2 separate regions of the Homo sapiens genome follow, and region 2 is linked to region 1. A link is a contact called in ENCODE Hi-C data. All regions are on one chromosome and are shown on one strand. The core of a region is the stretch at or near the end of the contact, and the rest is flanking DNA. Distances in the headings are between cores, read along the strand shown. Region 1 overlaps CSTPP1 (centriolar satellite-associated tubulin polyglutamylase complex regulator 1). Region 2 holds the start of NUP160 (nucleoporin 160).

Region 1 (5,603 bases), core at 71-2,570:
AAGATGTGTTCTCTTGGTCATACTGTCTCACGCTGGGTGGATCAGGGCTAACCCACCTCCATGGCTTTCATGACTGAAGGGGCTTCAGGGCCCTGGAGTTGCAGACAGGAATGCAGTCTTTTTGGGAACTGGAGGCAGGCAAGAATATAATAAAGGCTAGATGAAGATACCCAGGCTGGGCTTTAAACTGCTTTAAATTGTGCCAGTTTCTTCTGGCAACTGCCCTAAGGAAAGCAAAGCCAGGCACCACCCAGTGGAAATCTGGAAGTGGGCATACTTTGTGGCATCAATTATGCCAGTTTGGCCAGGAAGTTTGTAGTACTTGGTCTCTATGACCCTGACCTAACCTACTCAATAAGGGGCAGTTTAGTCTGAGTCAGAAGAAATGAAGAGCGACTCGATATTGTGATCTTTGACTTAACGTATTCAATTTGTAATTAAGACCATTATTAAAATCAGTATAAGAAATCATGTCTTCTCATTCCATTCCTCAAACTCTCTGTCTGTCTGCCTTTACTATTTCCTGATAGTAACCATGGATATTTGCTTTAGAAGTTCTTAATTGCTACATTCTTAGCTACTTATTTAGTCAATATACTAAGTGTCAAAGGTATGCCAGGGACTGTGCTAGATTCTGGGGAAACAGCAAGGGATAAGACAGATAAAAATCCCTATTTTCATGGTACTTACATTCTAGTGTGTATGTGTGGAGGCAGTGGTTGGGGAGACAGAGAATAAAAAGTAACAAAGAAAGAAATACTTTTAGGAAGTGAGGAGAGCAATGACATAAATCAGGCAGGGTGGTGTGATACACAGTGACTGAGGGTGGGACCACATGAGATGGCTGTGCCAGGCTCATCTTTGAGAACGTACCATTTGAGCTGAGAACTCACCAGATGAGAATCAGCCAGCCATGCAATCTAGGGAAAGAAGGAAGGGCAAAGACCGGGAGATGGGAATCAGCAACAAGAGTGTTTTGCTTCCCGCCTCTCCATTCTGCACACAAATGCTATTTCTCTGTCTCTGGCATGTTGCAATCTAGCATGTTAAAGAAATTGCTCTATGATGCCTAGGAAGGGAATAATATTAAATGAAACAGAATTCCAAGCCTTACCAATTACTGGAGCTACATACTGCCATGGGGGAGGGTGGGGACACTGAGGAAAGATAAGGCAAGGGCTGTGGAAGCTGCCCCAGGCTGCCCCATTTCACTACTGTGGTTAACTGGCAAAGGAGTCCATGCAAATGAGTGCAGGATGTCCAAATCGCAGCACTGTTTCACACATCATCATTTCAAGTCACCGACTGACAGGATTTAGCACTCTGTGTCTGGCAGCAACCAGCAGTGAAGCAGAGAGAATTCCACTGGATTATCCAAAGCATCTGACCCGCAAATGAGGAGTGAGCAGAACATTTTTAAAAAACAACTCTTGAGTGGTTCAGTGAGCCAATTTGACATCGAAGAGAGACACACAAACATCCAGCCACCTCTGAGGCAAAAGGTCAATTTCTTCTGCTTGTCCTCGGTCCTCAGAATCCAAGTTACTGATGTGAGCTCTGTCCCTCATTTTCCTAGCCAAAGGGGTAGATGTGAAGCACAGACAGGCCAGATACAGTGTTCTGGGACAACACACCATTGTCTGAATCCAGAGAGCATCATGGCTACAGTGGACGAGAGTAGGCTCAGTGGGAGAGGCTCAGGGAACATCAGAAGTGCAGGGCCTGTCTTTTGAAGATAAAGTCTGGCTAGATCAGCTTTTCAGTGAAAGAAGCCAAAGTCTGCAGCCAGATCTTCATTTTTGGTGAGCCCATCACAGATTCCAGGTTTAGGATGAGGGGCTAGAATGAAGGGAAAAGGCCAATTATCACCCTATAAGAAGTAGATAGGCTAGGGGCGGTGGCTCACGCCTGTAATCCCAGCACTTTGGGAGGGTGAGGTGGGCGAATCACTTGAGGTCAGGAGTTCAAGACAAGCCTGACCAACATGGTGAAACCCTGTCTCTACTAAAAATACAAAAATTAGTCAGGCATGGTGGCCGGCGCCTGTAATCCCAGTTACTCAGGAGGCTGAGGTAAGAGAATCGCTTGAACCCAAGAGGCCGAGGTTGCAGTGAGCTGAGATTGTGCCACTGTACTCCAGCCTGGGCGACGCAGTGAGACTCCATCTCAAAAAAAAAAAAAAAAAAAAGTAGATAGTACTGAACTGTCCCACCCTTGTGGGTTTCTGAACTTTCTAATTCTCCAATCAAGTCCTGAGACCCTCCTGCTCCCCATCCTTCTCTCCTCCAAGCTCTTCTCACACAGCTGTGAGGTAAGATTTACTAGATGGAATGTGTTTGCAAAATCTGTTTTGTTCACTGTAACATGTTTATCAAAAAAGAAAAAAAAAAGCCTGTCCCTTCTCACTATTTAGTTTTTGGTGACTGCCTTTTGGGATCTGGAACTGGATAAACAGATGGACTTCACAGAAGAAATCAGGCGAAGCGCCAGGGTGTGTATATATATCTTAGTCTCACTGTATATACGGCAGATAGCCCTCGTGCAAACAGCTGTGCTGGTTTTGGAGGAAAGTGAGGGGACAGTGTCTCCTGGATGACAGTGCTCCCATTGCTCCAAGGTGTACCTCCCTGTGGTGCTTTGGGCTATAGGATGCCAGACAGATTCTAGAGTTCTAACCTCAGATATATGACCCTGATTTCATTTTCTGGCCTCTAGTTGTGGTAATTAAGGGTTGTGCCAGATCCCAAACTATTGCTAATTATTCATACTGGGTTTGCTATAAACGAGTGCTGAGTATTTGCACTGTGTATAGTGATGAGTACCTTTGCAATATACTGGATGCCTCTATTAAGGGGATGCCCAGGAGGGGTATGGTTTTGAGCGTCTGTGTGTGTGTGCGCACATGCGCACATGCAGAAGTTGTGGAAGGCCTGGACTACTGTATTTGCCTGGCCACAGAGAAGTATCACTGCCAGGGGAACAAGGTACAGTGATTCCTCATGTGCAGCACGCTGCTGCCCCAAGGGAACTGGGGGGGAATTGTACCGAGCAGTTTCCCCCTAATTTTTTTTTGCCACCTTGTCCAGTATAAATCTCTATTGCAGGGGTGGAGGTGGAGGAAGTAATTCTTTCTTAATTCAATGTGCTTCAATTCCCAGATATGAACAAACTTCAGAACATTTTAGGAGAATCTTCTAATAGAAAAAACATATTCATTTGCTTCACAGAGTAGGTTTCAGGTGGATGTCTCCTTCTCTCCTGGACAAACTCCTTGAAAAAAAACCATGAAAATAAAAGGCAATACTGTCCAAACAGGAAACTGGTGCCAAATAGAGGCAAAAAACCAAAGCAAAACAACTCCCTGAGATAGAGTGGACTGCATTCATTAGGTTCAGGTAGCTCAAAAGACAAGAACATTAAATAATTAGACTCCAACAGATCAAGGTGCTGTAGGTAATGGGACCTCATAAGGACAGAACAAAAGATCCTGTTTCTAACAAAGGTTCTACAGACCTTTATACTACAGTGAGCAATGAGTGAGAGGGATGCTGCCCAGGAAATGAAAGGACTCAATCGTTCCTCTTCAGTGAGCGGAGCCCAGGAGGAGTGTTCCAGGGCGCTCTCACAAACACTCTTTAATAATACCATCCAGAGCCTTTGATTCAAGGAACATGCTGAAGAATAAACAGCCTATTAATCTGAGTTTTCTGGTGTGCCTGAGTATACAAAGCAGCAATGAACTAACCCCTTGGCTCTTGCAAACATCCCGACTGCACACCATCCGCTGCTCCACTACACAGCTCAGCCCCTCCTTCCCCTGCATGCAATTTGCCCCTGGAAAAGCTTCAAGGTTTGGGGGTCCTGATGGTTTCATCTAAGGATGCTCAGGCCAAACCCAGGGTGCAAAGAACGGGAAACAGCGTATCCTTGTTTGGCCATAAGAAGGCACAGCCATGTGACCAGGCTCAAATGAGAACTGTGTGGTAGTGTGAGTGGGTAAGGAGACAAAGTCATCAGTCTGCCTCTTTCTGAGCCAAGTTGACAGCCACAGGCCTGGGAAAGGAAGGCCCAGTTTCAATTGCTTCCTAGTCTTGGTTACCTTGGTGGCAGGAAGGGCTCCTGCATGGGTGGGCTTTGGGTACCATTCTGTGGAAACATTCCTGGGCATTTTGCCTAGGTAAAAATTACCAAGTAAGGTCCCTGAGTTTTCTTTCTTTCTTTCATGTTCTTTTCTTTTCTTTTTTTTTTTTGAGATAGGGTCTTGCTCTATCACCCAGGCTGGAGTGCAGTGGTGTGATCTTGGCTCACTGCAACCTCTCCCTCCTGGGTTCAAGCAATTTTTGTGTCTCAGCTTCCCGTGTACCTGGGACTACAGGTGCGTGTCACCACGCCTGGCTAATTTTTGTATTTTTAGTAGAGACGGGGTTTTGCCATGTTAGCCAGGCAGGTCTTGAACTCCTGGCCTCAAGTGATCCGCCTGTCTTGGCCTAGGTCCCTGAATTTTCAAGGAGAAAAATAGAAGAAAGAGAAATAGCTGTTTCACTTTCATCCTTTCACTAGAAGTCCTTCTTTACAAACAATCAGGTGTAGCTTTTGTGATAACAACAATTTGATCGGTTCTCCTTCCCACCCCTAAGACAAAGTACAATGATAGTACTTTAAGTAATAAACCAGGCGTTCAGTTGTTGAAACAATGTAATTGAGGCTAAGATCATAGGCTCAAATCAGCCATGGGAGCGGTTTCCCTGTGTTCCATGGTCACTGACCTCATGCAAGGTGTGTGCTTAATCATAAAAGGAACTAGTGTGACAAGGTGGATAAATCAGTATCATGGCTATCAACACAGACTGGGTCATGCATACACACACATATTCTCAAAGCCTAATCCCTCTGACCCCAAATTTATATATCAAGGAAAACATATTTAATGAAAGTTTCCTTTCTAAAAATAATTTCAAAGAGGCACTTTGACTTAAAAAAATTAATTCTAAAGCCTTCTGATTCTACTTCCAGGGAACTACTTTGTGTTTAGTCCCTTGAAACTGGAGGACACACATCTTTGACGAAAAGGAGCAGCACAAAAGCTTGCATTTTATGTGCTTGGCTCTGAGATGATACCACAGAGGGTAGGAAGTAAGAGCATGGGCTCTGCAGTTAGACAGATCGAAATCTGAGCTCCTCTTCTGCCACTTGCTGATGTGTGATCTTAGACCCATGACATCAAATCAGTGAGTTTCAACTTCCTCATCTGTAAAATGGGAATACCTTCATGGGATTATTGTGAGGATTATATAACAAAAATGTTTAGTACCATGCCTAGGACACAGTAAGTGTTCAATAAATGATAGCTGTACTTACTGTTTCTTTTAATTAAAAAAAAATTTTTTTTTCAGAGACAGAGTCTCTGTCTGTTGCCCATGCTGGAGTACAGTTGTATGATCATGGCTCACCGTGGCCTCAAACTCCTAGGCTCACGTGATCCTCCCACCTCAGCCTCCTGAGTAGCTGGGAATACAGGCTACCACGCCCAACTACTTTTAAAATTTTTATTTATTTATTGTTTTTGAGAGAGGTCTCCCTATATTGCCCAGGCTAGTCTGGAA
Region 2 (5,916 bases), core at 3,313-5,812, 740 kb before region 1:
AAATATCTGGGACCTGGGGACTTACCAGGCATCTCTCACTTCAAGTAGAATTAGAGTCTCTGTGTGTGGTCTCTCCCTGCAATCTGCCTAGGATGGCCCCGGCGTAGCCAAATTTCTTACATGGCAGCTTGCTTCCCCTATAGCCAGTCTTCAAAGAGAGATGTAGACTCTCTTAAGCTAGGCTGGCACAGCATCACTTTTGCTGTATTATATTCCTTATAGCAGTTACAGAACCCTCCAGATTTAAGGGGAGGGGACAAAGAAGGCTACACTTCTGGATGGGAACAATGTCAAAGAATTTGTGGCCATCTTTCTTTTGCCATATGGATATATGAGATTTGGGTGTTGGGATTAAAAGAGAAAAGTCCAGGGTAATTACTAGATTTCTAGACTGGGCCACAGTGGTGATGTCCACACAGATATAGACTACATGTGAGAGTATATAGTGAGACTATATAGAGAGGGGTAACATTTTGGATATGTTGAATTTGAGATGTCCATGGGAAATCCAAGGGGCATCAAGGAGGCAACTGAATATAAAAGGCTGAGAACTCGGCAAAAGAGGTCTGACCTCTAGATATGAAAGTGGAAATAATCAGTCTTCGGAATAGTTCTCTCTACTGTGGCACATCAGTGTCATGAGCAGTTATAACTTAGATAACCAGGAATTTGTAAATAATAACAGTTGAAGTGTGGCCAGGCGCGGTGACTCACACCTGTAATCCCAGCACTTTGTGAGGCCGAGGCAGGCAGATCATGAGGTCAGGAGATTGAGACCATCCTGGCTAACACTGTGAAACCTCATCTCTACTAAACATACAAAAAAAATAAGCCAGGCGTAGTGGCAAGCACCTGTAATCCCAGCTACTCAGGAGGCTGAGCAACTGGAACAGTGCTGGTAACTGCGATGGGGAAAGTAAGTGTGGGGAGAGAGGTTAGGACTTCAGTTTCAGACATGTTACATCTAAGATACAAAATAGGCCGTTGAATATATAAACCTGGACTTCGGGGGAGAAGCTTAGACTGGAGGTATACATTTGGGGATGATCGGCATATAACAATGCAGTATTTAAAGCCAGAAGACTGGGTGAGATTCTCAGGGGAGTGTTTGTAGATGGAAAGGACCAAGAACTGAACTCTGGACACTCCAACATCAAGAGGTTGGGGAAAAGAGGAGCATCTAGGAAAGGAGTCTGAAAAGGAACAGTTAGTGAAATAGGTAGAATCAAGAGAGTGGCGTCCTTGATGCCACATGAAGAATGTGTTTCCACGAGGAAGGAGCAAGCAATTGGTCAAATTCTACAAGTAGTCAAATAAGCTTAGAAATAACAGTTCAGGCCAGGTGCTGTGGCTCACGCCTGTAATCCCAGCACTTTGGGAGGCAGAGGTAGGAGGATCGCTTGAGGCCTGGAGTTTGAGACCAGCCTGGGCAACATAGGAAGACCTTGTCTCTACAAAAAATAAAAAATAAAAAATTTGGCAGGGCATGGTGGCACAAGCCTGTGGCCCCAGCTACTCGAGAGGCTGAGGCAGGAGGATCACCTCAGCCCAGGAGTTTGAGGCTGCAATGAGCTGGGATCACATCACTGCACCCCAGCCTGGATAACAGAGCAAGATTATGTGTCAGAAAAAAGAAATAGCAGTTTAGTATTAGACAGATAATGTGGATGCCATTGATAACCCGGAAAAAAGCAGTTTCAGCAAGGCAGTAGAAGCAAAAGCCTGAAAAACATGGATTTAATGAGGCCAGATGCAGTGGCTCACGCCTGTAATCCCAGCACTTTGGGAGGCCGAGGCAAGTGGATCACTTGAGGTAAGGAGTTCGAGACCAGCCTGACCAACATGGTGAAACCCTGTCTCTACTAAAAATACAAAAAACATTACCCAGGCAGGGCAGCGCATGCCTGTAATCACAGCTACTTGGGAGGCTGAGGCAGGAGAATCTCTTGAACCCAGGAGGCGGAGGTTGCAGTGAGCCGAGATTGTGCCATTGCACTCCAGCCTGGCCAACAATAGCGAAACTCCATCTCAATAAAATATATATATATATATATATATATATATATATATATATATATATATATATATGAGAATGAGAGAGAAGGAATTAAAACACTCTTGAGTTTTGCTGTGGGTGAGAGGAGAAGAGATATGGAGTAGTAGCTGCAGAGAGTGGAGGTCGAGGGAATGTTTGTATGCTTAGTACATACAGTACTAAGAGAAAAGGGGAAAAGACTGAAAATGGAAATAATTGAATTGCTAGAATGATGTCCTTGAGCAGGTGTTCTAAGGAAGTAGAAAGGTTGTCTCTGCATAAGCTCAGAGACAGTTTATAGTAACAGGAAGGGAAGGCAAAATATGTGGTTACAGATGCTGGTAGGTGGGGAGATGTCATTATAGAGGAAGTCCTCCCTTCCTCCTTCCTTCTTTCCAGATGGGTGTCTTTCTGGCCATGCTGGAGCACAGTGGCAGGATTGTAGCTCACTGTATCCTCCAACTCCTGGGCTCAAGAAACCTCCTATAGCTGGGACTACAGAGGCACACAACTATGCCTGGCTAGTTTTTTAAAAATTTTTATTAGAGATGGGGGTATGTTGCCCAGGCTTGTCTTGAACTCCTGGCCTCAAGCCATCCTTCCATCTCAGCCTCTGCTTTAATTTTCTAAATGAAGAAGCAAGCTGAGAGTCAGGATGACAAAGGAGGCAATGGAGGTTATAGGAGTTATGAAATATTCATTTAGAACAGTAAATGGAGAAGGCAAATACAATGTGTTTGCTGGGCAGCATTATGGGCCCACTCAAGGTACATGGTCCTGATGGAGTTACAGGGAGGCATGTCAGTATGGGTGTATAGTTTTCTGTTTTCTTTCTTTTCTTTTTTTGAGACGGAGTTTCGCTCTTGTTGCCCAGGCTGGAGTGCAACGGCGAGATCTTGGCTCACTGTAACCTCCACCTTCCGGGTTCAAGCGATTCTCCTGCCTCAGCTTCCCAAGTAGCCGGGATTACATGAGCGCACCATCATGCCCAGCTAATTTTTCTTTTTTTCTTTCTTCTTTTTTTTTTTTTTTTTGAGACAGTCTCGCTTTGTCACCCAGGCTGGAGTGCAGTGGCGCGATCTTGGCTCGCTGCAACCTCCACCTCCCAGGTTCAAGCGATTCTCCTGCCTCAGCCTCCCGAGTAGCTGGGATTACAGGCGTGCACCACCATGCCCGGCTAATTTTTTGTATCTTTAATAGAGACAGGGTTTCACCATGTTGGCCAGGTTGGTCTGAAACTCCTTACCTCGTGATCCACCCACCTCTGCCTCCCAGAGCGCTGGGATTACAGGCGTGAGCCACCGCGCCCGGCTAATTTTTCTATTTTTGGTAGAGACCGGGTTTCACCATGTTGGCCAGGCTGGTCTCGGACTCCTGACCTCAAGTGATCCTCACGCCTTGGCCTCCCAAAATGCTGGGAGCCACGCCCGACCCGGGTGTATAGTTTTCTCCAGTCATGTTCAGCTACAGATTTGAATGTAGTCGAAGTTGTAGTTTTTACCGATGAAGAGTTAGGCAATGAAGTAATTTAATGGTATTCAGGATAAGAAAGAAACACCAAAGAAGTGTGGGACAGTGAAGATTTTGTAGAACAATGGATTCCAGGTAGAATGAGGGGACTGCACTGCCAAAGTTGGTGTCCCAGAGGGAGTGAAGTGGAAAGATAGAAAATGATGGTCGGAACCAGATAAATGAAACGGAGAATGACAGGGAATGGTTGTGGTCACTGGTAATAGAAGTGCTTTAACTTCTATTGGCTATCACTAAGGAACAAAACCTTCCCCGCTGGAGATTAGCATTTTCCTCGATTTTGAACATCTACTCCCACAATATCTTCTAAACACCCACTATGGGCCCTTACTGCATTGACAGCCAAGTGCAAGATCACGGGTGGAAGGAATGGCAAATTCCTTTCACGTATCCAAGTGAGTAGCACTCAGGTAACCTCAGCAAGTGGCAGCACCAAGGTTTACCACATTACGTTTCATTATACAGGAATACACGAATACAGTCTCTTGGGGAGGGGAAAGACCAAAACCAAAGGCCTTTCCCTCACTACCCCTTCCTCACCCCGCCATCCCAAGTGTCGCCACTGAAGAGCGAAGGGAGGATCGCCAAAGATTTACAGACGGACACCCTAACCGAGGGAGAGGTGACCATAAACCCGGGATCCGGCAGAGGACGCCGAAAGGCCGGGACTCCCCGGACCTCGCCCCTCCTGGTCGACTGAGCCCCGCGTTTTAGAAACAGAAACAAACCCGGCCCCGCCCCCTGCCCTGCGGCCGCTGAGAAAAGAGCACCGCCCTCCGGAGGCGTTCCAGCCGGCCACTGGAAGGTTCCCGCAGATAGAGTCTGCCTCCCCTGCCCCCTTCTCTTCTGGATTCCTCGCTGCCCACCCTCATTCTCCCGGTGGAAGCCTCGCAACGAAGGGCCGGAGCCGCCTTTCTGCTCCCGGAATGCTTCACCTGTCCGCAGCTCCGCCCGCCCCACCCCCGGAAGTGACGGCGACCGCGCGGCCCTGCCTTTGTTCCGTTGGGCGTCGCGGCGACGGCGGGAAGATGGCGGCGGCGGGAGCCCTGGAACGGAGCTTCGTGGAGCTAAGCGGAGCTGAGCGCGAAAGGCCGAGGCACTTTCGGGAATTCACAGTCTGCAGCATTGGTACGGAAATGGCCAGGGAGGGTGCGATCCCATCTGTCCCCTCGGGCTCCTCTCATGGGTCCCAGGGTCCCTGACGCCCTGTTTCATCCTCCTGAGTCCACATGCCTCTAGCCCCGGGATCAGAGATTCCTTGATGTCCGACGTTTTCCTCTTTTCTTTGTATGGGTTGTCAGTCTGTCACTCTCTGCTTTGTCAGCTCCCTTAGTCCCTGTCATTTCTCAGAAGACGCGTGTGCAGGCTGACCACGTTCATTTTGCAGGGACTGCAAATGCCGTGGCTGGCGCCGTAAAATACAGTGAAAGCGCGGGAGGCTTTTACTACGTGGAGAGTGGCAAGTTGTTCTCCGTAACCAGAAACAGGTTCATTCATTGGTAAGTGTTGTGGTTCGCCAAACTCCCCTGGAAGGTAGGGTTTGGTGTATAAATTTTCGTCGCTGTACCCAAAGTGCTATTCTAGAAGCGGTAATTGACACTTAGGGAAAGAGAAAGATTGTTTTTTCAGTTCGTATCAGAATCGGGAAAACTGAGACACAGAGTTCTAGAAGAGATACCTCTCCCCCTCCCCCCCCCCACCCCCACACACACATACACCAAGCAACACCAGAAGCAGAGGAAATGTAGCTTAGGGGAATAAAGCCCATAAGACCAATTTTAAACATGAACCCGTTATGTTTTTATAGTGCTTTACAGCTTCCTTCATTGTACAAATACGTTCGAGCTTCAATATGTCAGGCATTGTGCTAGGTACCAGGACGAAATGAACAAAACTGCAATTTTCATCATGCAAGACGTTGTAGCAATGTCAGAATAGATGTAGACCCACTTTTCATGGGGAAATTTTTTGGAGGAAAACTTGCCCTAGAGGAAAAATATACGGGTTATGAGAGGCTAATAAGAGGACCAAATATAATTAGTGGGGCAGGGAAAGGCTTTAAGGAATTCACAGTTACCCTGAGATCTAAAGGACACGAGGTTAGCCAGGCATGGGGAGTGGACAGAGAGGAGTCCAGCAAGTAGGATCACCATATGCAAAGGTCATGAAGTGGAAAGAATGTGGCGGGTTTGGAACTGACCAAAGATCTGTGTGGCTTAAGTGCAGTGGGTAAAACAGAAAGTGATGTGAGATACTGAGGCTGGAGAGGTAGGCAGGACTCGGACCATGAGGGACCCTTAGGCCATTTTTAAGGATTTTTGGATTTTATCCTAAGTACATTGAGTAATAAT

What was found. Hi-C counts contacts between places; a loop is a spot of excess contacts on that map. Pooled maps may share reads with other maps.
Region 2: a loop to region 1 is called in a map with no recorded cell type, with 5 times the contacts of the local background. The contact joins the promoter of NUP160 here to the enhancer-like site in region 1. A Hi-C loop is called at or near these places in 1 of 37 single-sample maps with no recorded cell type and 2 of 50 pooled maps.

What each region holds. Positions count from the first base shown.
Region 1 is chr11:47,105,290-47,110,892 of GRCh38, reverse strand. The region is part of intron 3 of CSTPP1 (centriolar satellite-associated tubulin polyglutamylase complex regulator 1); the gene reads right to left. Among named protein-coding and RNA genes, the nearest start is that of ARFGAP2, 69 kb to the left of the region's middle. Within about 2 kb of position 1,320, at least 2 of the 41 ENCODE cell types and tissues checked have a DNase peak (open chromatin) inside an H3K27ac peak, as active enhancers do.
Region 2 is chr11:47,846,996-47,852,911 of GRCh38, reverse strand. NUP160 (nucleoporin 160) reads left to right here and starts at 4,562. Exons shown (of 36, transcript NM_015231.3): 1 at 4,562-4,693; 2 at 4,953-5,064. The coding sequence starts at 4,594. RefSeq lists enhancers at 2,473-2,522, 2,553-2,602, 4,065-4,624.